Linked DNA regions of Homo sapiens: region 1 is linked to region 2. A link is an interaction called in ENCODE POLR2A ChIA-PET data of the cell type or tissue named here. Cell type or tissue: A673. All regions are shown on one strand. Each heading gives the region's core, and the rest is flanking DNA. Links, peaks and the distances in the headings are about the cores only.

Region 1 (16,461 bases), core at 6,707-10,706, 400 kb after region 2:
CTGTGACTATAGGTGCATACCACCATGCCTGGCTAATTTTTTATATTTTTTGTAGAGATGGGGTTTTGCCATGTTGCCCAGGCTACTCTTGTACTCCTGGACTCAAGCGATCCTCCTGCCTTGACCTCCCATAATGCTGGGATTACAGGCATGAGCCACCACACCCAGCCAAACCACATTTTTCTAAGCCATAAAACAGGGATTACCTCAAATTATCATTCCAGCATCATAGGTTGGTTCTAGAAATATAAACCTGTAAAAGTGCCTGGCACATAGAGGATATTCACTCTGAAATCCTGGGTCATAACTTTGTCTACATGCCTTCCATGTGATCCCACCCCAACGCTACTACCTATCCAGCCAGTGTTTGCTTTCCAGATGGGACTGCAGAGATTTCCACAGAAAATCTTTTGAACCATTACCTTATTGAGCCCCAAACTGTAATTTCAGCTATGTGATTAGAGCATTGTTCTATCAACACCGAGAATGGTTTCTGGCTGGAATGTCAGTGGAGCATGGTGAGCCAGACACAGGCAGTCCTTTGAACACAGCCTGGGGTATAAGACAGAGATGATCATCACAGTTGGAGATCTAGAAAATGTCCCTGGAGACCTCAGAATCCCACGGTTTGGCTTCCAGCAGTGAAAATGAGTGCCAGCTTCCCCTCTCAAAGCACGCTGCCCCCCTGGATTCTAGTTTGTTAGCTAATCCCTTCCTCCTCTAGAACAGGAAAGAAGGAAGGAAGGGTTTGGAACTGTTCCATTGGTAGCCCCAGAATTTCTACATAAGAAAAGCTTAGGGGCAGCCATCTGGCTGCTATGAGCTTCTAGAGGAGTTGCTTTTGAAATTGTTTGCATTTTAAATAAGAAGGTTTGGCCAGGTGCAGTGGCTCACACCTGTAATCCCAGCACTTTGGGAGGCAGAGGGCGGGCAGATCACCTGAGGCCAGGAGTTTGAGACCAACCTGGCCAACATGGTGAAACCTCATCTCTACTAAAAAATACAAAAATTAGCCAGGCATGGCGGAGTGCACCTCTGGAGCCAGAGGCAGGAGAATTGCTTGAACCTAGGAGGTAGAGGCTGCAGTGAGCTGAGATTGCGCCACTGCACTCTAGCCTGGGCAACAGAGTTAGGCAGTCTCAAAAAAATAAAAACCATTTTTTTTAAATAAGCAGGTTTCATTCAGATTGTATACTATTTGAGATGGCCTGGGTAGAGCTGGTTATCTGGAAACTTTTGGGGTTTTTTGTTTTTTTTAGATGGAGTATCACTCTGTTGCCCAGGCTGGAGTGCAGTGGTGCGATCTCGACTCACTGCAACCTCTGCCTCCTGGGTTCAAGCTATTCTCCTGGCTCAGTCTCTTGAGTAACTGGGACTACAGGTGCACACCACCACACCTGGCTAATTTACCACACCTGGCTAATTTTTTTTTTCTTTTAGTAGAGATGGGGTTTCACCATGTTGGCCAGGCTGACCTCAAGTGATCCGCCCATCTCAGCCTCCCAAAGTGCTGGGATTACAGGTGTGAGCCACTGCACCCAGCCAATTATCTCGAAACTTTGATCATCCTTGACATCACTGCCGACTGCCCTCCTCCAATTCCCTTGGTCTATCTCTGACTGATGCCGGCAGAAGAAGCAGAGCAAAATCTCCTTACATGTATTTTTGTTCCGCTTCCTGTCAATTTGGGTCCTCTAGGAAGCAGACAGGCACCAGGATGGGTTTATAAGTGAAAGCACTGGGTTGTAATAACTGTGAAAGGCAAAAGGAAGAGGGAGCTGGAGAGGGCAGGGAAAGCCTTAAAACCATGTTGCAGGTCTGAGGCTTGTAAAAGGAGAAGGGTAAGGAAGGATGATTGTGTGGGTGAATAGAGTCTCAGACTGTGGTGCAGCTCTGGAAATGTCCTGGTCAGCCTAATAGGGAGCTCTGGCACAAGGATTGCCCTCAAAAAAGTCCCACGTTGCATGGCAGTGGTCATGCCCTAGTACCCCTGCCATGCTCAGTCATTGGTAGAGGGCTGCCTGGGAGAAAGTGCTGCACCCTGGATGCTGGGGTGGATCCAGACTAGAAGCTGTCAGCGTTCTGCATTCCTTGCAGCAGGTTCTTTCTGGAAGGGAAGTCTGCGTGGCACGCTGCCACAGCTGGCACAACCCCAACAGCTGTCCAGCCATTCTGCTCTTACCTATAATCAAGCTCACAGAAGGGAAGTAGAGTGTTTTTGTGCTCCACAGAACTGCCTGAGCTCTTTTTATGATTCCTTTGGGTGAACCCTCAGTAAGTCAATCTATGCCTTAGGTTTCTTGTCTGAAATATTTCCTTTGCCTGGAACGCTTTTCCCTCAGCTACACTAATAACTCAATGCCTCATCTCCTTGAGGTCTCTGCTCATGTGTTGTCTCATCAGTGAGTCCTTCCCTGACTAATTAAAATAGCAATCCCCTCACAATTCTTATTCTCCTTCCCAGTGTTATTTTTCTCCATAGCACTTACCCTATCTAATTTTAAAAGTTTATTTATATATTTATCATCTGTCTCCTTTGATTAGAATATAATGGATGTCAAGTCAGGAGATTTTGTCTGCTGTTCTATCCCTAGCACCCAGAATAGTGACTAGCATATAGCAAATGCCATTAACTATGTGGCAAATGGAAGGAAGAAAGGAAGAAAGGAAGGAAGGGAGGGAGGGAGGGAGGGAGGGAGGGAGGGACTGGTATAACCACACAAATCATGTAAAAGTTGATAGATACCACTAATCCTTTCTCTTTCTGATGCAAACTTCTTATCTAAGAAGATCATCTAACCCCTTGAAGAGAGCAATTAAGTCATTGAAACTTATAAAAATGTGTCACTAAAAATTGGAACTTTAAGTCAAAGACAGAAAACTTATTTACTAATTGTATTCTTTTTATCAGATACCATGTTACATGTTTTTACATACGTTATCTGATTTAATCCTCCCAATAGCACTGAGATAAGGGTTATCATCCCTATTTTGTGGGCAAGGAGGGTGAGGCCCAAATAACATGGCCAATGTCACACACAACTGGAAGTATGGAATTTAAATTCAGATTTATCTGATAGCAACAAATAAGAAACAGACTTCAGTGCCAAATAAGAGGAAAGGAGCAAAATTAGCTCACCATTTGATAGTAAAAATATGAACAAAGTAAAAGAATCATTACAAAGGACAAAGGAAGGAATTACTTTTACTATGCAGGGGTCAAGGCTCAATATCAGTTACCCAATCCAATGAGGATACCATCTTCTTACAATAGTGGGTATTTATTTTTCCTTTTTTTTTTCTCCTGAGACAGGGTCTCACTCTGTCACCCAGGCTAGAGGGCAGTGGCATGATCATAGCTCACTGCAGCCTCAAACTCCAGGGCTCAGGTGATACTCCCATCTCAGCCTCTCAAGTAGCTGGGACTACGGACATGCACCACTGTGCCCAGCTAATTTTTTTTGTATTTTTTGTAGAGATGGGGTTTCACTATGTTGCCCAGGCTGGTCTTAAACTACTGAACTCAAGTGACCTGCCTGCCTCAGCCTCCCAAAGTGCTGGGATTACAGGCGTGAGCCAACACACCCAGCCTATTTTTCCTTTTAAAAGTCTGTTATGCAGAAATACCATTTGACCCAGCAATCCCATTACTGGGTATATACCCAAAGGAATACAAATCGTTCTATCATAAAGATATATTCACATGTATGTTCACTGCAGCACTACTCGCCATAGCAAATACTTGGAATCAACCTAAATGCCCATCATTGGTATTTGAAAATAAAATATGGTACATACACCATGGAGTACTATGCAGCCATAAAAAAGAATGAGATCATGTCCTTTGCAGGAACATGGATGGAGCTGGAGGCTATTATCCTTAACAAACTAATGAAGGAACAGAAAACTAGATACCACATGTTCTCACTTACAAGTGTGAGCTAAATGATGAGAACGCATGGACACATAGAGGGGAACAAGAGACACTGGGGCCTATTGGAGGGTAGAGAAAGAGGATCAGGAAGAATAACGAATGGGTACTGGGCTTAAGAGTGTGTAATGAAATAATCTGTACAACAAACCCCACAACACAAGTTTACCTACATAAGAAACTTGCACATGTACTTCTGAACTTAAAAGTTAAAAAGTTAAAAAAAAAAAAGTCTGTTATGGACTGTGTGTTCCCCCACACCAAAATCCGTGTTTTGAAGCCCTAATCCCCCATGTGATGGTATTAGGAGGTGAGGCTTTGGGGAAGTAATTAGGTTTAGCGAGATTATGAGGATGGAGCCCTTGGTGGGATTAGTGCCCTTATTAAAAGAGGAAGGGATACCAGCACTCTCTCTGCAATGTGTGAGGGCACAGCAAGAAGGTGGCCATCTGCAAACCAGGAAGAGAGCTCTCACAAGGAACTGAACCAGCTGGCATCTTGATCTTGGATTTCCCAGCCTCCAGAACTGTGAGAAATAAATTTCTGTTGTTTAAGCCACCTAGTCTACAATATTTTGTTATGGCAGCCCAAATAAACTGAGACAAAGTCTCAGAAACTCATAGACGTGTTGTATCAGAAACCATCCCTTAGAAGAGAAAGTTTCTCATTCTTGCAGTAAAAAGCCAATTAATAAATGGGAGGATAGAATTTGAAAATCATCAGTGAATGCTAAAACTAGTGGGTGAGTGTTTGATGAGGAACAGAATATTAACATAGTCCCCAAAACCTCCTGACAATTTTTTTTTTTTTTGAGACAGAGTCTCACCCTGTCACCCAGGCTGGAGTGCAGTGGTGCGATCTCTGCTCACTGCAACCTCCACCTCCCGGGTTCAAGTGATTCTCCTGCCTCAGCCTCCCAACTAGCTGGGATTACAGGTGCACACACCAGGCCCAGCTAATTTTTGTATTTTTAGTAGAGATGGGGTTTCACCATGTTGGCCAGGTTGGTCTTGAACTCCTGACCTCAGGTGATCCACCCACCTCTGCCTCCCAAAGTGCTGGGATTACAGGTGTGAGCCACCGCACCTGGCCTCAGTGACCAATTGTTTTTTAATTGCAAAAGAAAAAACGGTGGCCAGTGCAGTGGCTCATGCATGTGGTCCCAGGACTTTGGGGGGCAGAGGTGGGTGGAATGCTTAAGCCTAGGAGTTTAAGACCCCCCTAGACAACACGGCAACACCCCATCTCTACAAAAAATACAACAGCTAGCTGGGTGTGGGGGCGCACACCTGTAGTCCCAGCTACTCAGTAGGCTGAGGTGGGAGGATCAGTTGAGCCAGGGAGGGTGAGACTGAAGTGAGCCGAAATCAAGTCACTACACTCCAGCCTAGGCAACAGAGTGAGAGACCCTATCTCAAAAAAAAAAAAAAAAAAAAAGGAAAAATAGTCACTTTACAGTGGGGAAATATGGTGGATACCGCCTTAACCAGAGATCAAAGTACGTGATGTTCTAAGATAAAGCAGCATCATGTACTTTCTCATATAAAGTGCTGAGAAGGACAAAACACTACTTCTGTGGTATTTCTGCTCAAAATATACAACCTGAATGTGATCATTAGGCAAGTCAGAATACTTGTAGGAGTTATTTTGTAGAACATTCTACAAAATAACTGCCCTGTACTTTTTAAAAAATTTCAAGTAAGAGAAAGTCAATGAAAAGCTGAGGAACTCTTCCAGATTAAAGAAGATTACAGAGATGAGACAACCAAATGCACTGCATGGTCTAAGACTGGATTTGACCTGGGAAAGTCAAACAACTACAAAAAGACATTATTAGGGCAATTAATGGAATTTGTCCATGGACCCTGGATTAGATAACAGTATTGTATCAAAGTTAAATTTCTTGTTTTAATCATTTTGCTATGGTTATATAAGAGAATGTCCTTTTTTTCAGCAAATAATCTGAAGTGTTTAGGGGTCTCCTAACATCTCATGGCTCCAATTTACTCTAAAATTTTTTCAGAAAAAAATCATACACACATGCCAGAGACAGAGAGAGAATGATAAAGGAAATGAGCTAAAACAATTGATGATTCTGGGTTAAGGGCACACAGAATTTGAGACTGTATCAAAATTAAAAATTAAAGAAATGTGCTTTGTATCTCAAAGACCCTCTCTTGATGTTAACCTAGGGGCTGGAAAAACACAGATTTTTCTTTTTCTTTTTTTTTTTTTTTTTCTTGTGAGATGGGGTCTTGCTTTGCTGCCCAGACTTGAGTGCAGTGGCGCGATCTCAGCTCACTGCAACCTCTGCCTCCTGGGTTCAAGCAATTCTCCTGCCTCAGTTTCCCAAGTCGCTGGGACTACAGGCACGCACCACCACGCCCAGCTAATTTTTGTATTTTTAGTAGAGACGGGGTTTTGCCATATTGGCCAGGCTGGTCTCAAACTCTTGACCTCAGGTGATCCACCCACCTCAGCCTCCCAAAGTGCTGGGATTACAGGCGTGAGCCACCACGCCCAGCCTAGATTTTTCTTTGAAGCTTTGAATTATTTTGCAAATCAAGATAAGAAACTCAGGAGAGTTCCAGAATGCACAGTGCTAATTTCTATTGGAAATGTAATTACTCTTTTGTTCTAAGTGCTCATCAGATACTGTCTGAGTACTGGTCATTCTGTCTGAAGTGGTTGTTTACAGCGAGCCCTTTTGCAAAATGGAACATTTTCTAATGCCAATTTCGTAAATGGAAACACAATATATGCAAAACAACAACAACAACAACAAAAAAAACAGGCTAAAGGAAATACAATGAATCCACTCAAAATAATTTCAAATGACCTGGCTTTATTTTCTTAACCTTGATGTTACTGTTATAATCCTTCCATACGTGAATCCTGAGGGACAGCAGGATTGTTTAGGGAGAAATCAGTGGGTATCTATTTTCTTATAAAGTACTTATAAATTAGAAACTACATATGGCCATCTTCTCAGTGTCTTCATGCATCCGTTTTTTAAATTACCTTTGCTACTGTCTATTTCTCTATGTTAGACTGCCCACCAGTGTTATGGGGCACCTATTAGGTGCTATGAAAATGTAAAAGACTGAGACATGGGTCTCTGTGGCAGAGACCACTACTTAATAGCCATTCTTTCTTGGAAACAAAAAACCTTTATTGTTGGGTATGTCAGTGTACCTGGCTATAAAATATTTTCCAGCCTTCCTTGCAAATTTGGTGGCCAATGAGCTATTAGCGAGACTTCCAGAAAAAGTCTTTAAAATTTGGCTGGGAAACCTACCCTTTACCCTTAATCCTTTCCTCCTTCTTGCCTGGAACAGAAATATGAAGGCTGGACTTCCAGAAGCCATCTGGTTAACACAAGGAAAAGGCCCCCACCCTGGGGATGGCAGAGGAAATAGCAAAAAGAGGCTATGTTCCTGTTTTTGGATTTTAGAGACAGACTCTTGTGCTGTCACTCTTGCGCTCTCACTGCAGCCTCTAACTCCTGGGGTCAAGCGATCATCCCAGCTCAGCCTCCTGGGAGCTAGAATGACAGGTGTGTGCCCAACATAATAATAAAATAATAAATTTTTTTTAAACAATAAAATTTTAAAATTTTTTTATTTTTGTAGAAATGGAGTCTCGGTATGTTGCCCAGGATGGTTTCAAACTCCCAACCTCAAGCAATCCTCCCACCTTGGCCTCTCAAGGGGCTGGAATTACAGGTATAAGCCACCACACCTGGCCTCAACTCCTGTATCTCCAGAACTAGTGACTGAATACAACTCTTAAATTATATAGTATCTGATTTCATGAACAAATTCAGCAGAGACTAATGCACACAAAATAATTAGAAAACATTGCCCATTTGGGTGAACTGGCTCATGCCTGTAATCCCAGTGCTTTGGGAGGCCGAGGCAGGAGGACTGCTTGAGGCCAGGAGTTTGAGATCAGCCCAGGTAACATTGTGAGACTCCCGTAGTACCAAAAAAAAAAAAAAAAAAGGAAACACTTCCGTATAGTATGTAGTGTAAGAGAAAGTATAGGTAGACAGAGTAAGAGCTTTAGAATCCATCACTCCTGCAGTTCACTCCTCAGCTTAGCAATTTAGAGTGTGTGATTTTGGGCAAATTATATAACATTTCTAAACTTCTGTTTCCCTTTTCATGAAATGAAGATGATAATAATTACCTTGTGTAATTGTAATAAGGAGTAGACATAATGTGCCTGGCACTCAAAATATGCTTAATAAATGATAATAGTAATTTATAAGCTATACAAACTCACAGAAATAAGAAATTGATGTGGATCAAAAGCCTTAGAGAATAAGTAGGATTTTACTATTCAGGATGGGTAAAGGGGAAAGGTATTCCACATGGATAAAAGGAAAGGTAAGTACAACGTGGGTAGAGACATAAAGATTGGCTGAATATAACGTATTTGATAACTACAAGGAAATTAACATAACTGGTATTGAAGAGTTGAGGAAAACGGGATGGCATATAAATAGGGTGAGATCAGGATGGCACAGATGGGGTGGGATCAGGCTGAAAGCCAAAGAGAAGATACACGACTTGATATGGAAGAGCAAGGAGAATTCATAAATTTTGTACAAAAGGAAGGATCAGGACAGACTTAATAAAAGCTCATTACCCTAAGGTCTTCAGTTATCCTAAGTGATTTTCTTTTGGAACAAGTGACAAGGAAATGACTCTGAGTGCCAAATGGAAGGTGAGTGTCTAATCCAAAAAGGTAGCCATTAATTTAATGGAAAGATTTTCTAATGGCAAACATTAATCTAGTTGTTAGAAAGGTACTACAGGGTAGCTTGAGTCCACACAAGCTTTCTTCCTGTGGTTTCTCTATAAAATGAAGAATTATGGCAAAGTTGTTTTTCACTTAAAAAAAAGTAATCAAGCCAATCAGACAAAATATGTTTCTCCATACAAACCATGAAACACCAGCTGAAATTCACTGTTTTGTTTCTCATGGTATCTTTTTCTTCTCTATCTCATTTAAAAAATTCTCTTAGTGGCTGGGCATGGTGGCTCATGCCTGTAATCCCAGCACTTTGCGAGGCCAAGGCGGGCGGATCACTTGAGGTCAGGAGTTCAAGACCAGCCTGGCTAACATGGTGAAACCTTGTTTCTACTAAAAATACAAAAAATTAGCCAGGCATGGCGGTGTGCGCCTGTAATCCCAGCTACTCAGGAGGCTGAGGCAAGAGAATTGTTTGAACCTGGGAGGCGGAGGTTGCAGTGAGCTGAGATCGCACCATTGCACTCCAGCTTGGGCAACAAGAGTGAAACTCCATCTCAAAATAAATAAATAAATAAATAAATAAATAAATAATAAATAAATTCTCTTAGTAATGCCATTTGTTTCCAGAAAATACTTCAGGATTTTCTCGAGGTAAAGATTAAGAGGTCATTAACCCACCCTTTCATGTGGTTTCACAGAATCATCACATTGTACAATAGAGTTCATTATTGCTTTTCCTACATACCAGAATAGAAACTGGCAAGCTAAACCAGCTTCTTGTGACCTGTAGTTTCTAGACAGAGCCCATCCATGAGTTCTAGTCAGAGAATTCTTCTCTTCCTTCTCATAATCTGATATAGAATGTGTAGTAGGAACTATAAGCAAGTGAGTATAAAGTTTAGCTGAGGAAACGCATCCGTGAGATGTCATGGAAAAGGTATGAACTTGGAGTTGAGGAGACTTGACCTTCAGTGCTGACTCTAGAAGTAAACTGGGAAACGTTGAGCAAATCAGATTTTCTCAACTTCATTCTACTCTCCTGTAAAATAAGGATAAACACTTCCTACTTCAACAAGTCCTTCCTTGAGACGTCTGCATAAAATAATGTATGAGAGTGTTCTCTAAAGTTTAAAAAACTGTAGAAGTGTGATATTTTCTATAGACACTTGGAGTGCCTACCCACCCTGTTCCCTTCTTTGGGGAGTGTCCCTATCACACATTCCAAAGGACAGACCCAGGAAGCACATCTGAAATAATCATAGCAACATAACTAAAAGAAAAGAGCTGGCCGGACGCGGTGGTTCACGCCTGTAATCCCAGCACTTTGGGAGGCCGAGGCGGGCGGATCATGAGGTCACAAGCTCGAGACCAGCCTGGCCAACATGGTGAAACCCCATCTCTACTGAAAATACAAAAAATTATCCGGGTGTGGTAGCGCACGCCTGTAGTCCCAGCTACTCAGGAGGCTGAGGCAGAAGAATCACTTGAACCCGGGAGGTAGAAGTTGCAGTGAGCCGAGATTGTGCCACTGTACTCCAGCCTGGGTGACAGAGACTCTCTCTCAAAAAAAAGAAAAGAAAAGAGTGACAGTTTGGGATGATGAAAAAGTTATTGGGATGGATAGTGTGATGGTCGCACAACAACATGTATGTATTTAATGTCACTGAATTGTACACGTGAAAGTAGTGTACCTTGACTAAGGTGGGAAGATTGCTTGAGTCCAGGAGTTTGAGACCAGCCTGGGCAAAATAGTGAAACCCCATCCCTACAAAAAAAGTTTAAAACTTACCCAGGAATAGCGGTACACATCTGTAGTCCTAGCTGCTTGAGAGGCTAAGGTGGGAGAGTCACTTGAGCCCAGGAGTTTGAGGCTGCAGTGAACTATGATAAAGCCACTGCACTCCAGCCTGGGCAACACAGTGAAAGTCCCCGTGCAGGCCAAAGTTATAAGGGAGCAGGGAACAAGGTATGGGCAGCAAAAGTCTGAAGGAAATAAGAGACCAGAGAAGGGTGAGGGGGATTGTCTGACAACTTTCCAATTTCTATGTGTCTTGCACATTGTATCTTCGTGACTGCCCTATGTGCTTATTAACATAACTGCTTTCACTTAGGCTACTCCAATGAGCTTTGCAATTTGCAACCAAGTGAGTTCTAATTATTCTACAAAGTATTTCAAGAGTAAAGAAGAGCTGTGTATGCAAAAATATCTGGAGCATTGCTCTTTATAATAATGAAACTTTGGAAAGAACTGAGTTGCCCAATAACTAGGGAATAATAAATTGTACTATGTCCATTCAATGGACTATTATGTAATCATTACAGTACATGGACATAAAAACTGTGCATAACTAGAGTAATTACAGTAGTCTTAAAAAATAAATACATGCTTATAAGGATTGAGAAAAGCTGGGTGTGGTGGCTCATGCCTATAATCCCAACATTTTGAGAGGCTGAGTCAGGTGGATCACTTGAGACCAGCAGTTCAAGACAGCCTGGTTAACATTGCAAGACCCCACCTCTACAAAAAATTTAATAATTAGCAGGGCGTGGTAGCACATACCTATAGTCCCAGCTATTCAGGAGGCTGAGGTGGGAGGATCACTTAAGCCCAGGAGTTCGAGGTTGCAGTGATCTGTAATTATGCCACTGCACTCCAGCCTGGGTGACAGAGCAAGCAAGACCTCATCTCAAAAAGAAAAAGAAAAACAATTGAGAAAAAAGCTATGCAAATATATCAAAAGCTGTGATGGTAGGAAAAAGGGGTGTGTGTGTGTTTTCTATATTGTTCAAAATCATATGAAGTTTTTTTGTTTGTTTGTTTTTAGAGATGGGGGGGGTCTCATTATTTTGCCCAGGCTGGCCTCAAACTCCTGGCTCAACTCCTCCTGCCTCAGCCTCCCAAGTAGCTGGGACTACAGGTGTGCACCACCGTGCCCAGCTTGTATTAAGTTCTTGAGAAAAATTTGAGAGCTCTTAAAAATCCCCTTTATTAAAATATTTGATAGAATTTTCAAGTTTCAGAACTTAAAATAATTTTAGAAGTCAATAAGTATAGATTTTCATTTCTTCAGACTGTACATTTCTAGTGATAATGAGCTCTCTGCTCTCTAATATAAAGTAACTGTACCCAGGTAGGAAGATCGCTTGAGCCCAGGAGCTGGAGACCAGCCTGCACAACATAGAAAGACCCCATCTCTAGAAAGAATTTAAAAATTTAGCCAGGAGTGGTGGCATGTGCCTATAGTCTTAGCTACTCGGGAGGCTGAGGCAAGAGGATCGCTCCTCTTGCCAGGAGGTCAAGGCTGCAGTGAGCTGTGATGACACCATTGTACTCCAGCCTGGGCAACAGAGTGAGACCTTGTTTCTGAAGAAGAAAATAATAAATAAAACAAATAAATCAATAAAGTCTCTATAAAGTGGCTGCCCACCCTCTGCTTGAACAACTTTGGGGACCTAAGTGCCCAAGTTGCTCCTATGATTGGCTTGTTACAAAGTTCTGCCTCACATTATGTCTGTAGTTTCTTCCCCTTAGCTCTAGTTTTCCCTGTTGAGGTCAAGTCTATCCCTTCTTACGTGGGAATGTTTGGGGCCATCCGGGTGCACAACCTGTGCAACAGGGCACTGTGTCCAGAAGGGCCCCAAGCTTGGTTTAATGCTCTTATGTTGCCATTTTGAAATTCTTTTTCTTTTTTCTTTTCTTTTTTTTTTTTTTTTTGAGACAGAGTTTTGCTCTTGTTGCCCAGGCTGGAGTACAATGGCGCGATCTCAGCTCACTGCAACCTCTGCCTCCCGGGGTCAAGCAATTCTCCTGCCTCAGCTTGCTGAGTAGCTGGGATTACAGGCATGTGCCACCACGCCCAGCTAATTTTTGCATTTTTAGTAGAGACGGGGCTTCCCCATGTTGGTCAGGCTGGTCTGGAACTCCCGACCTCAGGTGATCTGCCCGCCTCGGCCTCCCAAAGTGCTAGAATTACAGGCGTGAGCCACCATGCCCAGCCATTCCATTTTGAAATTCTTAATACTTTTTTGAAGAAGGGGACCCACTTTTTCAGTTTGCACTGGGCCCCACAAATTATGTAGCCAGTCATGAAAATATTTCACATAACTTTTATGTCAAACCTCCCCATTCCTTTAGACATCTTTGTTTGTTTGTTTTGAGACAAGGTCTCACTCTGTCACCCAGGCTGGAGTGCATTGGCATGATCTTGGCTCACTGCAACCTCCGCCTCCCAGGTTCAAGCAATTCTCATGCCTCAGCCTCCTGAGTAGCTGGGATTACAGGTGCCCACCACCACACCCAGCTAATTTTTGTACTTTTAGTAGAGACGGGTTTTGCCATGTTGGCCACGCTGATCTCAAACTCCTGGCCTCAAGTGATCTGCCCACCTTGGCCTCCCAAAGTGCTGGGATTACAGGCGTGAGCCACCGCACCCAGTCTTGTGTGTGTGTGTGTGTGTGTGTGTTTGTGTGTGTTTGTGTAGAGACAGGATCTCGCTATGCTGCCTAGGTTGGTCTCAAACTCCTGGCCTCAAGCAATCCTCCTGCCTCAGCCTCCCAAAATGCTGGGATTACAGGCTTGAGCCGCCACACCCAGCCAGTACACACACACATACATATTAACCTCATCTGATAGTTTGAGATAATAGATGGGAAAGTGTTTTGAACAGTAAAAGTCCTATGAAAATGCAAGGGGGCCAGGTGTGCCACCACTGCCAACCTAGACATCCTTTTGACCATGCCAGTTGCTCTCTTTGTTCCCACAACTCACTACAGACTCTAGATATGATTGAGTCAGTGTGGAGTATAGAGATAACTCAAACAACCTTGTTATAAAAGTTCCTAGTATGTATGTTTTTAGTAATAGATAATGCTTATCCAATGTTTCCTATATGGCAGGCATTATGTTAAATACATTATATGTGTTATTTAGTCCTCACCACCATCTTTCTAGTTAAGAAACAGATTTATCTTCAGTTTACAGATAAGTAAACTGTGGCTTCGAGAGGTTACATCATTTGTAAGCTACTACAGTCAATAGGTGGCAGAAAGAAACTCAAACCCAGGTTTGACTGACTCTTTTACACTATATTCTACTATGGCTTCTCTCAAATTATTAGAGGTATTCACACTATTTGGGGACACTAAAGGCAACACACATTGAGCTGCGTACCAGTGGTGATCTTACTGTCAATGACTTTTGATCTAGGGTGATTCAGCAGGAAAGGTATTTTTGGATGCTGACTGAGCTTCTCCGACACAGCCATTGCCTTTTCCAGGGTTATGTGTTCTATTTGGTTCCTTCCTGAGGATTCCCCCCATTCCCCTAGGCTTAGCCTCTGTATTAGTTTCCAATAGCTGCTGTAAGAAACTACCACAAACTTAGTGTCTTAAAAACAACACAAGTTGTTTTTAAGGTCAAAAGTCTGAAATGCGAAGAGGCACAGTGGCTTACACCTGTAATCCCAGCACTTTGGGAGGCTGCAGCGGGTGGATCACCTGAGGTCAGGAGTTCAAGACCAGCCTGGCCAACATGGCAAAACCCTGTCTCTACAAAAAATATAAAAATTAGCCAGACATGGTGGTGGGCACCTATAATCCCAGCTACTCGGGAGGCTGAGGCAGGAGAATCCCTTGAAATTAGGAGGTGGAGGTTGTAGTGAGCCAAGATTGCCCCACCACACTCCAGCCTGGGCAACTAGAGCAAGACCCTGTCTCCAAAAAAAAAAAAAAGAAGTCTGAAATTGGGCCTCAAAGGGCTAACATCAAGGTGCTAGCACAGATGCTTTCCTTCTGGAGGCTCTGGAAAGAATCTGTTCCTTGACCTTTCTATCGTCTAGAGGCCACCTGCCTTCTGTGGCTCGAGGCCACTTCACTCCAGCCTGTGCTTCTGTCATCACATCTTCTCCGACTCTCCTGCTTCCCACTTGTAAGAACCCTGTGATTACCCTGACCCACCTGGGTAATCCATAGTAATCTCTCGACCTTACAATCGGGATGAGCAACCTTCATTCCATCTGCAACCAGAATTCCCTCTGGCATTTAACATAACGTGTTCTCAGGTTCCAGGGATCAGAATGTGGACCTTTATTCTACGGACCATTATTCTGTCCACAACAATCTCCCTACTCAGCCCTCACATACACACACATGCCCAGGTCCCCCTGTGCTCTGGATTTCAGGGCCTTCCCCATCCCACTCACCTACCCATAGTGGCGCTCTGGTTTTTCTGTATTCATTCAACAAACATTTATAGAACACCTATTATGTCCTAGGCATTTTGCGAGGGGCAAGGGATACCACGAAAAAAAACATAGTCCTGCTTTGAAGGACCTCACATTTCAGAGGAGCTGACAGAAAAATCATGAAACACAAGAAAACATGGCAAATATTGGGGTGGGGTAAAGGAAGCCCAGGAAGTGAAGTTTTTATATAGGACTTGGGGTCTGGGGAGGGCAGGGATATACAAAGATGTATATCATCGCTCCTGTTGCTATCACAGATCCATCATTTCAATGTAGTGGGTATCATCACGGAAAAAGAGGGCCTGCAATCTGGGCTCAGGATTTCCTGAAATGTCAAGTGCCCAAACTGATGGCAGGCAGAGCTGGACTGCTCAGAGACCACAAAGTGCAGGGACACCAGACCTCCTGAAGGCCTGGCTGTCGCACGGGTCGGAGCAGCCAGCAAGAGCTCCTTATTACCGTGGCGAGGAGACCGCGCCAAGTGGAAAAAGCTATTTACAGTGTTGAAGGGGGAAGGGCTCATCCCAGTGGGTGATTTTCTCATTTCCCCAGGCTGAACCTGACCTAAAACAAACTTTCATTTTCAAAGCTGAAAGGGGAAAACTTGCTACATACACAAAGATGGAGTTTTAGTTCCTCTGCATCTCAAATGTGGAGTCTGAGGAAAGAGCCAGTACCCCGTAAGCACTGGATGTTTTCTGTTTTAGATACTGTATCAGCCCAGGACCCTGGATATGCCTAGCGACCCACCTGTGCTCCAACCTGTGCTCTCTGTGTCGTCTCCTACCTGATGGCCTCTGTGTAACCCTTATCATAGCAAACACAGAAGCGATCATCTGATTCTGTATGTTCCTGTACACAGACATTTCACAGGAACCATGGGGCGCTAGTTTCCAGCTCTGTACTGAACTCTACTGTCTCCTTTCAGAAACACAAGCAAATACTTATACTATATATACATACAGTTGGTCCTCCCATCTGAAGATTCAACCAGCCATGGATCAAAAATATCTGGGCTGGGCACGGTGGCTCACGCCTGTAATCCCAGCACTTTGGGAGGCCAAGGTGGGTGGATCACCTGAGTTCAGGAGTTCTAGACCAGCCTGGCCAACATGGTAAAACCCCGTCTCTAGCAAAAATACAAAAAATTAGCCAGGCATGTTGGCAGATGCCTATAATCGCAGCTACTACTTGGGAGGCTGAGGCAGGAGAATCACTTGAATCCAGGAGGCGGAGGTTGCAGTGAGCAGAGATCTCACCACTGCACTCCAGCCTGGGCAAGAAGAGCAAAACTCTGTCTCAAAACAAAACAAAACAAAACAAAAAAATCTGGAAAAGAAAAACAAAACAAAAAAACCCTCAAAACAGAAAACACTATAAGAATAAAAAATAACGAATTTTAAAGCAGTACAGTATAACAACTATTTACATAGCATTTACATTGTATTAGGTATTAGAGGCAGTCTAGAGATGATTGAAAGTATACGAGAGGATGTGCATGGGGTAAATGCAAATATTATCCCGTTT
Region 2 (16,461 bases), core at 7,031-11,030:
CCAGGCCTTTTCCAAGTGGCTTCCTTATACTTGCTCAGGTTGACAGTGAAAAATAAAAGCCACCTAAGGCTCATGTCTCTAACCTGTTGAACAACTCAAAATAATTAAGAGATCACAACTATACCATTTCTCAGTTATATAAAAACCCCATCTCTTATCTAACATATGCTATTTAGTGTTTAAGGTTTCTCAGAGTCATACATGCACTATCAGCTCTGCCTGTTAAGCAGTAGCTTGTGTCTGTGCGATTTTCCAGGTAAACCAGCCTGAACTACCCAGCTAATGTTTGCCAGCTTTAGCCGTTCAGCAGTTTGTTTTTCTTTATAAGATTAAGTGGTCAGTTTCACCTTAGGTTTTATTCCAATTATGAAATCATTTCGTTTTGTTACACCTCTGCTTAATTGTACTTATTTACATTGTATGTACAAACTAATAAATCTGTTATTTTGATTGAGAAACCCCTGCATGTTTATATATTTATTCTGCCTCTCAAGAATACTCAGTAAGTTTTTTATCTGTTGATTGCTAATTCATCTAGCATGTATTTCTTAATACGGAAGTACTATATGTAGTGTTAAAGGCAAGCACACCTAAATCAATCAAATCATGCTGTGCTCTTGCCACCTTGAGCATGTTAGTTCTGCATCTATAAAATAGGAATAAAATAACAAACCCATAAGGTAATTGTGAAAAGTAGTACACCATATGTGAAACTGTTTTGTATGATGCTCAATACATTTTCACTGTTTTATTAAAACAGTTTTATTGAAGTATAATTGACATCCAATAAACTTCACATGTTTAACATGTGCAGTTAGTAGATTTGGACATGTATAGACCCATGAAATCACACAAGCAGACTTTTTATCTCTCCATTTATCTATTTCTATGCTGGTTGCATTGGCAAACTTTCTTAATCAAGGCAGTGGTGTTCGGAGAAGGGAGTGTCTAGGTTTTAAGACATATTTAAAATTATCATTGCTTCTATATTGATGTCACAATATTTAATTTTTTAAATTAAATTTGGCAGTAGGTTGGGTTTGGTGGCTCATGCCTGTAATCCCAACACTTTGGGAGGCCGAGGTGGGCAGATCACCTGAGGTCAGGAGTTCAAGACCAGCCTGGCCAACATGGTGAAACCCCGTCTCTACTACTAATAAAAAAATGAGCTGGGCATGGTGACGGGTACCTATAATCCCAGCTACTCTGAAGGCTGAGGTGGGAGAATCGCTTGAACCTGGGAGGCAGAGGTTGCAGTGAGCCAAGATCATGCCACTGCACTCCAGCCTGAGCAACAGAGTGAGATTCTGCCTCAAAAAAAAAAAATGGCATTAGAAGAAAATAAGATTTTAGAACTTAACACACAAACATACAGATCATCCCAGCCTGTGGCCTGTGTGCTACAGATACCAATCCTGCAGCTCTCAGAGAATGTGTGCCTCAATGTGAAAAGAACTAGGAATCTCTGCTTTAGGATACAGAGATGAATCAGGTATAGATCTTGCCCTCGAGGATCTTAGAATCTAGGGATGGAGGAGCTGGAACGTACCTATAACACCGATAATGCGGAGTGGAAGGTAGGAAGAGGTAAAACACCGGAGGAGGATTTAAGAGGGTGCAGTAACTTCTAGCTTGGGGATGCACTTCACTGAGGAAAAAACCATTTATTGCCTCCTGCACATGTGTCTGTCTGAGGTAGGTGTAGGTGTATAGAGCAATTCAGACAGATACAGACCCTGCCCATTAATCACTTAAATCCTAATGCTGTGCATCACCGCTTAATGGGTTGGGCATCTGCCCAGCTTTTTTCCTGGACCACTTCCAACATTTCTGAGGAAAGAGTGAGTGTGAAGGACCCTGTGGCTAGACACCAGCCCAAGTTATCCGGTGGCTAGACACCTAACTGACTCATAGGAATGGGGGAAGCCCCCTCTGGGTTGCCTGTGTGGATAATAAGGCTCTCATTCACCTCCACATCTAGGTCAGAGAGGGGCCGCCTGGGATGCACAGCACATTGATAGATTACTTCTGGGCCCACGGGGCCTCATTACCATCATATCCATCATCTTCTGCTAGTACCAAATAATGGATGTAATTTAATCAGATGCCAAAGGAGTCCTCAGCAGGAGAATTGGAGAAACCTTGCCTGAAACTGTGCTATAGTGTTGGAATGATTATAATGAACCAGAATGATCTTTTGTGGTGAGACTAAATGTATCATGCACTATATGAGTTCTGATTTATTTTTAAAACATTCTTGCTCCCATTGGCTCCCCTTTTAATAGTTTCTGTAGCCTGTTTATTGTTACAGATGTTACTTTTAAATGAGGTCATTGAGCTTTCCTTTACTTCCAAAGGCAATGTTTGCCTTTTTATTAAGGGGTTGGCAGGGCTGTCTGGAGAACAGTGCTAATGTGAGATCAAGGTTAAAGCTTCAGACCCCAGGAGACTAGGTGGAGAAAAAGCCTCTTCCATGTTTACACACACTCATGTCAGCCAGATGTCTCACAAAGGGCAAGTTTCCTGGCAGAGAGGCGAGAAGACAGGCATTGTGGTCACAGACTGCCTTGACTCTCATGGCCCCTTCTTGCCCACTGTGAAACCTCAGGCATGTCAAAAACAAGCTCCCTGAGCCTGTTTCCTCAGCTGTCACTTGGAGATAATAATTTTTATTCCTAGGACTTTTGTGAGGATAAAACGTGTTATAGCCCCTTGGTATGCATGAGGGACCTGGGGAGGGCAAGGGATGTAATAGCTAAAAGTCTAAGGCTTTGGAAATGCTTTAAGTCCTATGTGTAGTATATTTTGCATATCTTTGTTAGAGGACCGCTGACCAAATCTAGCTTGCCAGTGATTTTTGTAAATAAACTTGTATTGGCACACAGCCCATTCATTCATTTACAAATGTCTATGTCTGCCCTCTCAAAGACAGATTTGGGTCATTATGACAAAGACCTTATGGTCTGCAAAGCCAGAAATATTTACTATCTGGCCCATTACAGAAGTTGGTCGATCACTGTACCAGACTGAAGGAAAGTTTCTATACAGAGATCTGGTCATTTAAAGCAGTGAGGGATAGGGGATGAGTGGGAATTCTAAAGTGTTCCTGCAGAAAGTCAAATACTGAATGTTGTCACTTATAAGTGGGAGCTAAATAATGTGTGCATTTGGACAGAAAGAGTGGAATGATAGACACTGGGGACTTGGAAAGGTGAGAGGGTGGGAGGCGGAGTGAGGGATGAGAAATTACCTAGTGGGGATGGGCGTGGTGGTTCACACCTGTAATCCCAGCACTTTGGGAGGCCAAGGCAGGCGGATCACTTGAAGTCGGGAGTTCAAGACCAGCCTCTCCAACATGGTGAAACCCCATCTCTACTAAAAATACAAAAATTAGCTGGGCATGTTGGCAGATGCCTGTAATCCCAGCTACTTGGGCGGCTGAGGCAGGAGAATCACTTGAACTCAGGAGGCAGAGGTTGCAGTGAGCCGAGATTGCACCACTGCACTCCAGCCTGGGTGATAGAGTGAGACTCAGTCTCAGAAAAAAAAAAAAAGAAAAAGAAATTACCTAATGGGTATAATGTACGCTATTCATGTGATGATTACCCTAAAAGCTCAGACTTCATCACTACACAATATATCCACATAACAAAACTGCATTTGTACCCCCTACATCTATAAAAATAAAAAAAAATTTTTTAAAGTGTTCCTAAATGTCTATGGATTTTGCTCTATTCTGATTTAAACACCTGAAACCTTAGTGCATGTTAAAAGACTGGTTTGTTGAGGTGAGAATTAAATGCTATATGTGGGAGCATTAGCACAAAGCTGTCACATGCAGATGCCAGGTAGATGTTTGCTAAGTCGAGATGTTTGCTAGAGTCGAGTCTCCATTATGTTTCATCAGTCCCCACATAGGCATAACCCTGTTTGGCTCTGGGCATAAGTTTCTGGGAGTGGGCAGGTTGACAGAGGCATCACCATGGGGCACTTTTATGGAATAGTCACATGTTGTTCCAGTATTTTCTTCTATGTAAGTTATTGTTAACAATTAGCCTAAAATGAGGTTTATTGACCAATGTCTTTATCTTTGCCTCATGCTTTGAAATTGTTCCAGTGACAGGCGGAGCCAGCACTAAAGTCATACCTGAGTATGTACATGCTAGAAATAAAGACGAAACTGGCATTTTAACGCCAACCACAAATTTTAATGGCTGTCACATGTGTTAATTTTTGGAAAGCAATCAAAATATTTGCCATAGATCAAAAAGATAGTCCTCAGATAACATATTGCTACTGGCAGAAAGACCTCTGCAAAGTAAATGAAACATTAAAAATGGTGATCCTCACTCGGATGGAAAACGGGAAAGGAGTTGAATATATTGTCACTCCGCACTCTACATCATATGTAGATGGCAACAGCAAATGCTATGCACTTATGTACACTGTCCTTTAATAAGTCATTGAGAGGAACTTGGCCTCTGGCTTCCTGTCTTGCTAATTGAGCACTCTCTGTAGTTACCCTGCTGTAAAGCTCTCACTCCCCTCCTCTTGCACATTGGTCATCTTGGGAGGTGGGTATGTTTTCAAGGTACATACCCAAATGGCAAAAGTCCACCATACTTTGTAGAAGGCGCCTAGCATAATGCCTAGAGGGTCACAGGCATTCACTCAGCACTTGTTCCCAACACCATCTCAATGACAACAGGTAGATCTTTGCTATCTTTGGATTTCCATAGCCCTTCTCTGTACCTCACGCAAGCTCTTAATCAGATACTGTGATAATTAATTGAAAGTTTAGTGTGTATTTCCAATCTCCCTCAATTAGTCTTTCTCTTGTAGGTAAGGATTTAGTATTTTTTTTTTCTCCTTACCTCCATTCCAAAAAGCCATTCCCTGCCTGTGGTAGGCCAAGAACAAATCATGAAAAGTTGATCAAAGCCAAGCAGACATCAGAATAATAGTGGATATAAATACAGTGAACTAGAGACAGCAGAGACTGGAAGCAAGGCCTGTCTGTCTCAGATAAAATCTCAGGGCTGGGCATGGTGGCTTATGCCTGTAATCCTAGTACTTTGAGAGGCCAAGGCAGAAGGATCACTTGAGGCCACGAATTTGAGGCCAGCCTGGGCAACACAGTGACACCCTGTCTCTACAAAAATAAAAAAAATTAGCTGAGTGTGGCGGTGCCCACCTATAGTCTTAGCTACACAGGAGACTGAGGCAGGAGGATCACTTGAGCCCAGGAGATCAAGGCTGCAGTGAGCTGTGATTACACCACTGCATTCCCACCTGGGCGACAGAGTGAGACCCTGTCTCAAAAAAATTTTTTAAATAAAAAAATAGAATAGGAATTCAGTCCTGCTAATATAACAAACCTTCAGAACAGGACAGTCACTGTTCTGAGTGCCAAGGAGACAGAGTAGACCATCGTCTTACCTTCTTGGAGTTCATGATGCTCTAGAGGAGAAGAGGCGGGCACATGACTGTTGCACCTGAGTTCACAGGGAACCATCACCCCCACAATATCCTGCAAATCTTTGCAGCTCCCATTTCATAATGTAATTCCTGATGCTACATATGGTATAAAAACATAATACCGTAATTAGTCCACCCACTTTTATTTGAGGCCGAGGGATTTAGTGAGAAACACAGAGTCAGAAGAGCTATGTTCAAGACATGATCTTACCACCTACTAGCTGTGGATATTCATTTGTGTAGGAACTATTTACACTCACTGTGCATGCATTTTTCTAGGCTATACGGGGGACAAGGCCAACCAAGTTCTTCATTGCATGGACCTTAAAATGTAACTGGGGGTGGGGAGGGAGAAGAGAAGAATTAACTGGTATTAAACAAATGATATTTCAGATGGTGATAGATGCTATGAAGAAAATAAAATGTGTCAGTGTTATAAAGGGCCATTTAATTTCTTTGAGCTTCAGTTTCTTCAATGCAATCTGAAGATAAGAACACATATCATGTATTATTTTGTGCAACTTAAATATCCTGTGTGAAAGCTCTTTGTCTACAGTAGAGGTGAAGATCCATCATCATTGTTAGAGTCATATCTCAGCCCTTATAGTCATATAAACAGATCCTTATTTGATCACATGGGTGTTTAAAGCTTAATGTATTTTCTGGTCAAATACACCTCATGCATTCCTTCCTTTTTACCTTAGCTCGGAATCTTCCCCCCACTGAATTTCTTTTTGTTCCATTTCCATCTGTATAAGTCTGCTTGTATATCAATTATTACAATAGGGCTTGTTTTGTGCTCGTCTTTGTATATCTTGCCAAATGTAAAGCAGTGACCAGCACATAGTAAGTGTGTAATAAATAGCTGAGTCAGAATGGAGCAGAACAAAAGATCCTAAGAGCTCAGAAAAGAGGAAATTCTGATTGCGGGAGAGGGTAAGAAAGACTTCATGGAGGTCGTGGGACAGGATTGCACACAACAAGGTGGTTGGCACTTGGGCTGAGGGAATGGCAGACGCAGGTCAGTGGTAGGGATGCTGTGTAGATGAAGGGAGGCAGTATAGCATGATGTAAGGAACACAGGAGTCAGGGCAGCCAGGTTTGAATCCCAGCTTGGCCATTTACTGATGAGGTCTTTGATAAATCACTTAAGCATATTTTCTCGACTCCAAAGTAGTGATAACAATACCACCCACATCTTGGGGTTGCTTTATGGATGACATGAGATAACATAAGGAAGCCTATATTCCAGCACTGGCACAGAGGAATCATTCCATAAGTAACAGCTTTACTGAATGATTATGGCCTGTCTTTTTAAGTACCATGTATGCTGTTTCCTTCATTGCAAAGTAAAGGCAAGGTTAAGGTCACAGGTCTAGTCCCTCTGGTGATGAGGCCTATTAACATCAGCCTATTAACATCACTGTTTTCTACAGTTACAGACTGTACCCCAAGCCAACTAGTGTGTGCTAGCCCAACAGGGACCAGCTCAGTGCAGGGAGAGATTAATGCAAATGAATCATTTGTACTGGAAAAACAATCCAAGACATATAATGTCATGGTACAATATTAAGAGTAATAACTTCACTTAGCTGAAACATTGTATTTTCTGTTCTTGGGGTGTTTTTTAAGGGGCAGAAAGCAAATGTTTCATAGAAAATTTACAATCTTGTATCTAGTGGGATTTCTTCATACTAGAAGCAGTTTATGCAAAACAGATGCCTGAGGAGCAGTGCCTGCATGCACCTGTGGATTTGGTGGTTATATTTCATTTTCCTTACACCTCTAGTTCTTGCAGACAACCTGAAATCCAACCCTGGAATTAAGTGGCAATATTTCAGTTCAGAAGAAGGAATTTTCACTGTTTTCCCAGCACACAAGTTCCGGTGTAAGGGCAGCTACGAACACCGCAGTAGGTATGTTGACTTGCATGCTAAAGTTTTTAATTATTGCTTAAGAGTGATCTACATGAAATATAAAACTTCTCATTTCTACTCATGGCTATGCCTTTAAGCTGTGGATTCAGAAATTTGTACTTGTTCTGAAATGAATTCACCATTTAGTATATGTGGATGTGAAATTCCAGGCAAGGGCAAATTACAAAACCCAGAGCTTTCCTATAGCTATCTAATATGCCAAATATAAAAAGGTACTTACTCGTGAAGTCAAATTGTGTGAAGCACCTAGAGTGTTTTGAGTTTCAGAATTCTTTGTTGAAATGTAAATGATGGTACCTTATCTATAGTGCAGCCCTTGAACATAACTTTATAACATATCTCAGAGTAGTTTGTTATACTCAACTTCCCTTTCTATGATGACATGCTTGGCCATACTGCATGAAATTTACATGCAGATTTTAACTATTAGAAGTTTTGAGGTGAGCAGAAAGCATTGGATTAAAAATTACTAACATCCTGCTTTTCTCTCACAGACATGACTTGAGATTCTACCATGTAGCCAGAAGGGCAATAATGGTGAGATACTTTGTATGACAAGACTCATTAATTATAGAACCCCCCCGAAGCAAATATACTTTCCTATTTAATCCTGACAGTTTCCTGTTTGCAGTGTTAGATGTTTGATGCCAAAACATCTGGAGCTCTAGTGCAGGGCACCCACTTTTCACACCATTTTCTGGAGTCTACACAATTACTTTAGCTTCCCTTCATCTTCACTTTAAATTTTATCTAGAATTTTTCCCCAAGGAAAATACTTCATCTGTGCTTTTCCTAAGATTTTTTTTTTTTTTTTCCTGAGATGGAGTTTTGCTCTTGTTGCCCAGGCTGGAGTGCAATGGCACGATCTCAGCTCTGCAAACTCTGCCTCCCGGGTTCAAGCGATTCTCCTGCCTCAGCCTGCCGAGTACCTGGGATTACAGGCACCCACCACCATGCCTGGCTAATTTTTGTATTTTTAGTAGAGACGAAGTTTTGCCATGTTGGCCAGGCTAGTCTCGAACTCCTGACCTCAGGCCTCCCAAAGTGCTGGGATTACAGGCATGAGCCACCGTGCCCAGTCGTCCTAAGATATTTTTATTGTGTGTGTGGTTTCTTCCTTTCCCTCCCCACACATTCTGGTGAAGACTTGGGTGTCTTGGAGACTGGACCAGAAGCCATGATCATGGCTTCTCACGAGAACAAAGGCCACCATGAACCATCTAATTCTCATTTGCTTCTAAGAAGAGATGGGCTAGATGGCATGCTGATTTTAACGAAGCACCTGTGAAGAAAAGTTTAAAAAGGAAAGTGAAACCTTGTCAAAATCAGCATTCACCTACACAAGGCAATTCGGAAAGTTTTCATGTATCTCCACCCTAAATCTGCACTAATTAGCCCTTGAACCTCTTTTCCCTTGGCTAAATGATCCACATTTCTCTCTGATAGACTGCGATTCACATTTCTTGTCCTAACTGCTTTCCTATGATGCCTTTCCAAGTTCTCTACATTCTTTGGAAGTATGGAATGGATTTCAGGACATAGCAACACAAGAAAGGAAGTGGTAGATACCAGTCATTCTATGAGGACTGCCCCCCAGTTTGTACATTTAACATCACTATTTATATATCCCACTAAAGCAGCGTTTAACAACTTAATGTGACAATGCCAACACATATCCCAAGTTTCATTTATGTGAATTGAATTTTAACAAAGGAAGTGTGTCATTTTAAAGAAAATCCACCCATCTAGCTTGGAGAATCTAAAAAGTTAAATATTTGACCTACTTGTCAGTGTTGAGATGATCAAATTTTCCTTCTTTTCTGTACTCTGTTTCATTTCTGTAGCCACCTCTCCTGGATTCTTTTTATTGCATTTCCCTAGTGGCTCAATGGTATCGACTCATGAAAATATAGTGGTACTTTAGTAATTACTGCAGGACTTTGGGCTTGAGAACAACTAGTGTAAATTTGGCCAGATTTTGAGTTTTTTTGGTACTTTGCCTGCGTTTCTTAATTTGTGCCCAGGCTTTTGTGATTCAGCTGGCATCTAACATTTCACAGGAAAATCTAGTGTTTTAAGGATGTCAGTAAAGGAGAGAATTCTCTTGAGGCTGATTTGCTTTCTTAAACTCCTTCTAATTTGTTCCAGCTTTAAAACTGTGAATAGAGACCTCATTAAACCTCTTCTCACAAACCTTCCTGCACTGCACATTAGCAAAAGGCTGCTTTGATGGGAGGCATTTCTCCTTTGTGGCTGCCCCCAACCCCCTTTTTTTCAATGTTGGCAAACAAAAACCTGGCAAGAAGAGTGGCTATCACAGACTTGGACAAATTTTGATGGCACAGTTTTAAATGCTCAGATAAGGGGCCTTTTGGTGGCTGACCTATGTGAATTGTTTCAGTCCAGAAAGGAAAGGGGCCTCTTAGCAGGAGCCTTTGTATGAGAAGAGAGAAACCAAACCTGCCATTCAAAGCTGCTCAGCATGCTCACGGGTTATAGGCTGCCTCACTTCTAACCAAGCCCCACTCTGCAAGTCTGCAGAGGAGAATCCAACCCTGGTGATGGGACCTTTTTCTCCTTGGCTGGTCTCTCAGCCCAAGGGACCACTACATCCACATCCTTTAGCAAAACAGGTACACTGGGCAATACCAAGCAGAGGTTGTGCATATTTTATATGAGGATTTTAACTACTAGAAGTTTTAAGCTGTGCAGAAAGCATTGGGTTAAAGAACACTAACATCCTGCTTTTTTCTGAAAAAAAAAAAAAAAAAAAAAAGAGAGAAAAGCAGGATGTTAGTGATGCTGAAAAAGCCAACCTCTGAAAGGGTTTGCTCCTGAAAAACTTCTCTTGTCTGCTTTGATCTTTAAAGGCATAAATTACCCATCCCTGTTCTACAGACACACCTTGTTGTCTTAAGTATTATTTTCAATGCACCAATATGGTTTCTCCTTCCATGTGGATTTCTCCATCCTTGTGCCATCCCTGGGAGAACACAGAGACCAACATGCCCATGCACTGTAGTGTTCACAGCTGTGTTAAGTTGAGGCCCTTTACCTAAACCAAGACTGACCCCAGAGAGCTTCTTCTCCCTCCAGACCCATCTACGTCTCTACAGTCCGGCCGCAGTCAAAGCACATAGTAGTGATTCTGGACCACGGGGCTTCAGTCACAGACACTCAGCTTCAGATTGCCAAGGACGCTGCTCAGGTCATCCTCAGCGCCATCGATGAACATGACAAGGTGACCATGACCCTTGTGACCCCTATGGCATCAGGTTCTCCTTGAATGCCTTTTTTAAAGTACTTTATTGTTTTGTGATATACAGATCCTCCTTGACTTACAATGGGGTTACATCCTGATAAATCCATCATAAGTTGAAAATGCATTTAATACACCTGAGCTACATCACAGCTTGGGCTAGCCTACCTTAAACAGTCGGAACACCTAGGTTAGCCCTCAGTTATGGAAAATCATCTAACACAAAGCCTATTTTATAACATAATAAAGTGTTGGCTATCTCGTAGAATTTATTGAATACAGTACACTGCAGAATACTATATCAGCGGTTCTCCTTTATGATTGCATGGCTGACTGGGAGCTGCGGCTCGCTGCCATTGTCCAGCACCATGAGAAAGTATCAGGAGCCTGGGAAAAGATCCAAAATTGAAAGTACAGCTTCACTGCCTGCCTATCGCTTTCTCACCATCATAAAGTCAAACCATTGTATGTCAGGGACCATCTGTATATTTTTTTAAATCCATCTTTAAAAGGACTTTGGGAAAAGAAAAGACTTTGGGAAAAGAGTATTATTCTAATATTTGAGGAAGCAGCCACAAATCCAAAAATCCCTTTCGTAACTACCACCAAGCTTAGTCTTATACTTCTTTATGGCTCATGGTAAGGTTTCTAATTAGCCATGACTTTCACACTGGAGGTTACGCTGAGGAGGAGAGGGGTGGGAGATTTGGATGCTGATGGATGGCTGAACTTTATTGCAAGATTGTTGGGAAGTCAGGAAGAAGGGAAAGCCGCTAGTGGCTGACTAATCTCTGGGACACCTCAGAGAGAGGTGTGGGTACAGCTAATGATAATCTATTGCCTGTGGACATTTTCTGCTTCATCATTTTGACTTTGCCAACTCCAGAGGTTTTGCTCACTAACCTAGTGGCTTAAAACACACACACCTCACTCTCTTACCCTCACCCCTCACCTCCAGGTTGAAAAACAGGATAGTTCATTCTTGCTATGACTTTTCTCTGCATAAAATAGTTTGTGTGTGTGTTTAATGTTATGTATGAACATAATACTACCACTTCATGTTGGAACAAAAACCAAACTCTAGGGGTTTCCCCACTTTACCAATCCTTATGGATCCTTTTCAAATTTGATAGATGGATGGCTCCAGGGATTTATTTTGAAACTCTCAGAATCTGTTCTGTAGGCCTTCTTACTCCTTGGCCTCTTCTGTTACATAAATAAATAAATCTTTAGACGGTAGGATAACAAGTTTGGTGGTTTTTTTTTTTTTTCTTTCCTGCAGATTTCTGTGTTAACTGTGGCAGATACCGTCCGGACTTGCTCACTAGACCAGTGCTATAAGACCTTCTTGTCTCCAGCCACCAGTGAGACAAAAAGGAAAATGTCCACCTTTGTTAGCAGCGTGAAGTCTTCAGACAGTCCTACCCAGCACGCAGTGGGATTCCAAAAGGCATTTCAGCTGATTCGAAGTACAAACAATAACACAAAGTTCCAAGCAAGTGAGTGCGTTCTCTCAGAGGACTTAGAGGCATAGTAGATAAAGATGGCAATAGGAATATATTGTAAATTGATCACACAATGATGTTTAGAGAGATTTTATTTATTTATTTATGTATGTATTTATTTATTTATTTATTTACCTTGAGACAGAGTCTTGCTCTGTCCAAGCTGGAATGCAGTGGTGTGATCATGGCTCACTCCAGCCTTGACTTCCTGGGCTCCAGCAATCTTTCTACTTCAGCCTCCCAAGTAGTTGGGACCACAGGCTTATGCCACCACGCCCAGCTAATTTTTATATTTTTGGTAAAGAAAGGGTTTCACTGGCTGAGACCTGTCTGATCTCAAACTCTTGAACTCAAGCAATCCACCTGCCTTTGCCTCCCGAAGTACTGGAATTACAAGCATGAGTCACCGCGACCAGCGTAGAGGGATTAAAAAAAAATTGATTGGGGGCGAGGTGCGGTGGCTCACGCCTATAATCCCAGCACTTTGGGAGGTCAAGGCAGGCGGATCACAAGGTCGGGAGTTCGAGACCAGCCTGGCCAATATGGTGAAACCCCATCTCTACTAAAAATACAAAAAAAATTAGGCAGGCATGGTGGTGGTTGCCTGTAGTCCCAGCTCCTCGGGAGGCTGAGGCAGGAGAATCACTTGAACCCAGGAGGCAGAGGTTGCAGTAAGCCAAGATCATGCCACTGCACTCCAGCCTGGGTGACAGAGCAAGACTCTGTCTCAAAAAAAAAAAAAAAAAAAAAAGATTTGGGATAAAATTGTCATATGTTGTCTTCGTCATCATCTAATTATAGAGTGTTAACTGCGTTTTTCTCATCTTTTCCAATCAAAGATGGTCAGTCTGTACAATTTCTTGACTCTTAGAGCCTCCCCTTCCTGCCCCTTTATTTAGATCATGTCTGCACTTATGTCCCAAGGGAATCTCCACATCCTTTCTAATGCTGATTGTCAGCTTTGCTTCCTCTTTGACTTGGAGTGGAAGTCTGCTTGTGCACATGTGGACGTGAAGTGGGCAGCAGGAATTCTTGCCTTGATCCTTCCTTCTTCTAACCAGCTGTCATTTAGATGAGCATGGCCCTTCAGATGTACAAAGGCACTCTAATTTAATTTTTTTTTTTTTTTTTTTTGGAGACAGAGTCTCACTTTGTCACCCAGCCTGGAGTGTGATCGCGCAATCCCGGCTCACTGCAACCTCCACCTCCCGGGTTCAAGCGATTCTCCTGCCTCAGCCTCCTGAGTAGCTGGGATTACAGGCATGTGCCACCATGCCTGGCTAATTTTTGTATTTTAAGTAGAGATGGGGTTTCACCATGTTGGTCAGGCTGATCTTGAACTCCTGACCTTGTAATCCCCCACCTCGGCCTCCCAAAGTGCTGGAATTAGAGGTGTGAGCCACCACGCCTGGCCTCTAATTTAATTTTTATGTATTAAAGAAAATCTGGAATTAGGATGCATCCTAAAGTAAGGGAAAAGATATTTGAAATGGGGCTCATGCTTTGAAACTACTTGAAGGAATCTATTTCATTTTCCCTTTTATTTTCAAAAATCTGTTTATAGGCTGGGCGCGGTGGCTCATGCCTGTAATCCCAGCCCTTTGGGAGGCTGAGGTGGGTGGATCACAAGGTCATGAGATCAAGACCAGCCTGACCAACATGGTGAAACCTCATCTCCACTAAAAATACAAAAATATAGCTGGACATGGTGGCACACGCCTGTAATCCCAGCTACTCAGGAGGCTGAGGCAGGAGAATTGCTTGAACCCGGGAAGTGGAGGTTGCAGTGAGCCAAGATTGCGCCACTGTACTCCAGCCTGGTGACGGAGCGAGACTCAGTCTCAAAAAAAAAAAAAAATCTGTTTATAGTTTTTTTCTTTGTTTGAAAATATTAATGTATCCTATTGAGATAAATTTAAAGAATACATTTCCAAGCCCTTCATTGTGTCTGTGTTTAAACTAAGCACTGATTAATGCAAAGCATAGTGCCTCGCACATAATGGATCCTCAAAAGAAGGAAGCTACTGTAATTATAACTAATGATGGTACATGGTGTGTTAGTTTTATGTCTCAGCATAACAAATTACCACAAACTTAGCAGTTTAGCACAATATACATTTGTTATCTCACAGTTTTTGTGGGTCAGGAGTCCAAGTACAGCTTAGCTGAGTCCTCTGTTTAGGGTCTCACAGGCTACTGTCAGAGTGTCAGTGGGACTACCGTTCATTCAGAGTCCTAAGGTTCATGCTAAGGTTTGTTCATGCTAAGGTTCATTCATGCTAAGGTTCAACAAACATGAGCTCACACGTTTGTTGGCAGAGTTCATTTCCTTGCAACTGTAAAACTCATTTCATTTACTTCTTCAAGGCCAATAGAAGAGCATCTCTTCAAATCCCTGGCTTCAGAGAAGGTTTGGGCCCTCTTTTAACAAGCTCATCTGATTAGATCAGCCCCACTTTCCCTTTTGATTTATTTAATCAGATTACTCTCGCTTGTGATTAACTCAATGTAAGTTTATCAGGGACCTCGGCAAACATCCATCCATCTTTGCAAGCACCATCACAGGAGTAATGGCTCATTACTTGCCATATTCTTCTTCTTAGAAGCAAGTTACAGGTTATGTCCCGTATACAGGACATCCTGTATATTCAGCAGTATACAGGATGTTGCTCATTTAGATCATCTTAGAATTTGGCCTACCAGCTTTGGCAAGCATCAGCTATCCACAAGCCAATATTATGGGGTGGCTGAGCGTAAAGTTGCCCTTGGTTCAGTAAGGTCAGTTAACAAGGCTGAATTCAAGTACTCAAGGCAGATTGGCCTGTTTGTCAATGCCACCCACCTGTCAGCATTCCTCACTAGAAGTGTTCTTTCTACCAAATTCTTCTGTCATCAGACCATCTTTAAAGTCTAGTTTTGATTATTATACTTTTCAAATAATGGAGAGAAATGTTAGACTAGCAGTTGCAAACTCAGATGTCCACAGTGGCCAGGCAGCGCATTTGAGTCAAGTGAGCTGGGGGAAGGTAATGAGGATGAGTTGGAGAACATGGTCACATGGACACATGCACCATCCAGAGGGTAGCTGCTCCTCTGTTCAGTCCATTGAGCAGGAATGTCTGCCCAGTGCTGCCAGATCTTCTGTTTCAAGAGATGCCAGAAATCTGGATTTTCATGTGAAATCCCTTGATTTTCAAATGTTGACATTTGTTCCAGCTTTAAAACTGTGAATAGAGACCTCATTAAATCTCTTCTCACAGACATTCCTGCACTGCACATGAGCAGGAGGCTGGTTTGATGAGAGGCATTTCTCCTCTGGATTTTTCTGTGTTGTTTTTCTTAATGTTGGCAAACAAAAACATGGCAAGAAGATTGACCATTAAAGACTTGGACAAATTTTGAAGGCACAGTTTTCTAAATACTCAGAGGAGCCCTTTTTAGCCCAAGTAAGATGTTTCTAAGGCTTAGCTCACTGGCCTCTAGTTTATAGCTTTTACTGACAGTTTAGAGAAAAAATAACCTAGATTAGTTTGTATAAAGAAAAGACTTCAGGAATGAGCGTTGTCCAGTTTATTAAGGAGCAGTCCCAGGGTACTCTCAGGCAATATTGCCCAGGAGTTATGCAGGTTATAGATTTCAACTAGTGTTCTACTCTGAAATTTTTCTAACCTTGTGGATTTGTCTATATTGTTTTATTTTCTCCAGACCTGGATTCCTCACCTGTAAATGGAGGGGTGATAATATCCAGGATTCCATCATAAATATCCAATGCATATTTCCTGTGATTATTATGATATTCAGTTTCCTATAAGACTTCTAGCTCCAGCTAAACTAGATCAGATGCCCTAGATGTCCTAAGTTGACCTCAGGCCCAAAGATGGCCAAGGCCTAGGCAACAGTGTAGCAAGGGGTCTGTATACACTTCCTAGAAGTTTATTCTAGTGTAAACTCTATACATCACTATTTCTCTTCACTCTACAGACAATTATTTAATGTCTACTGTATATCTGGTGCTGTTTTAGGTGCCACATGTGAGGTTATTCAAATAATAAGACCTACTCTTGACGATTGTTGTAAGGGTTAGTCTGTACATGAAAGTAAAGTGTATGCCCACATTGGTAGCCATATAAAAATAAGCTACATGTCATAAATCATTGTTGGTTGACACTAATTTGCCTTATATCAACCAGAAGGTCTAAAACTTTTGTCCAATTCTGACCCTTTTTTCAGTCTTATGGTAGATCTTTAACTGACAGCATTAACATCCTGGAGTTGTTTCTTC

What was found. Peaks named below come from ENCODE experiments on the same cell type or tissue, not always from the same donor. Only the 100,000 strongest peaks of a DNase experiment are listed, where the experiment ranks them.
Region 1: POLR2A ChIA-PET joins it to region 2 with 10 read pairs; 1 of 35 experiments calls an interaction of 5 or more read pairs at or near these places.

Annotation. Positions count from the first base shown.
Region 1 is chr1:65,025,809-65,042,269 of GRCh38, forward strand. It overlaps a transcript of JAK1 not described here. Among named protein-coding and RNA genes, the nearest start is that of MIR3671, 24 kb to the right of the region's middle. RefSeq lists an enhancer at 187-1,004. In A673, for the core only: no CTCF peak of the experiment used is centred there; no DNase peak of the experiment used is centred there; H3K27ac peaks cover 372 bases.
Region 2 is chr1:64,622,088-64,638,548 of GRCh38, forward strand. It overlaps CACHD1 (cache domain containing 1), which reads left to right. Exons shown (of 27, transcript NM_020925.4): 5 at 7,268-7,394; 6 at 10,512-10,656; 7 at 11,957-12,173. Among named protein-coding and RNA genes, the nearest start is that of MIR4794, 50 kb to the left of the region's middle. In A673, for the core only: no CTCF peak of the experiment used is centred there; no DNase peak of the experiment used is centred there; H3K27ac peaks cover 657 bases.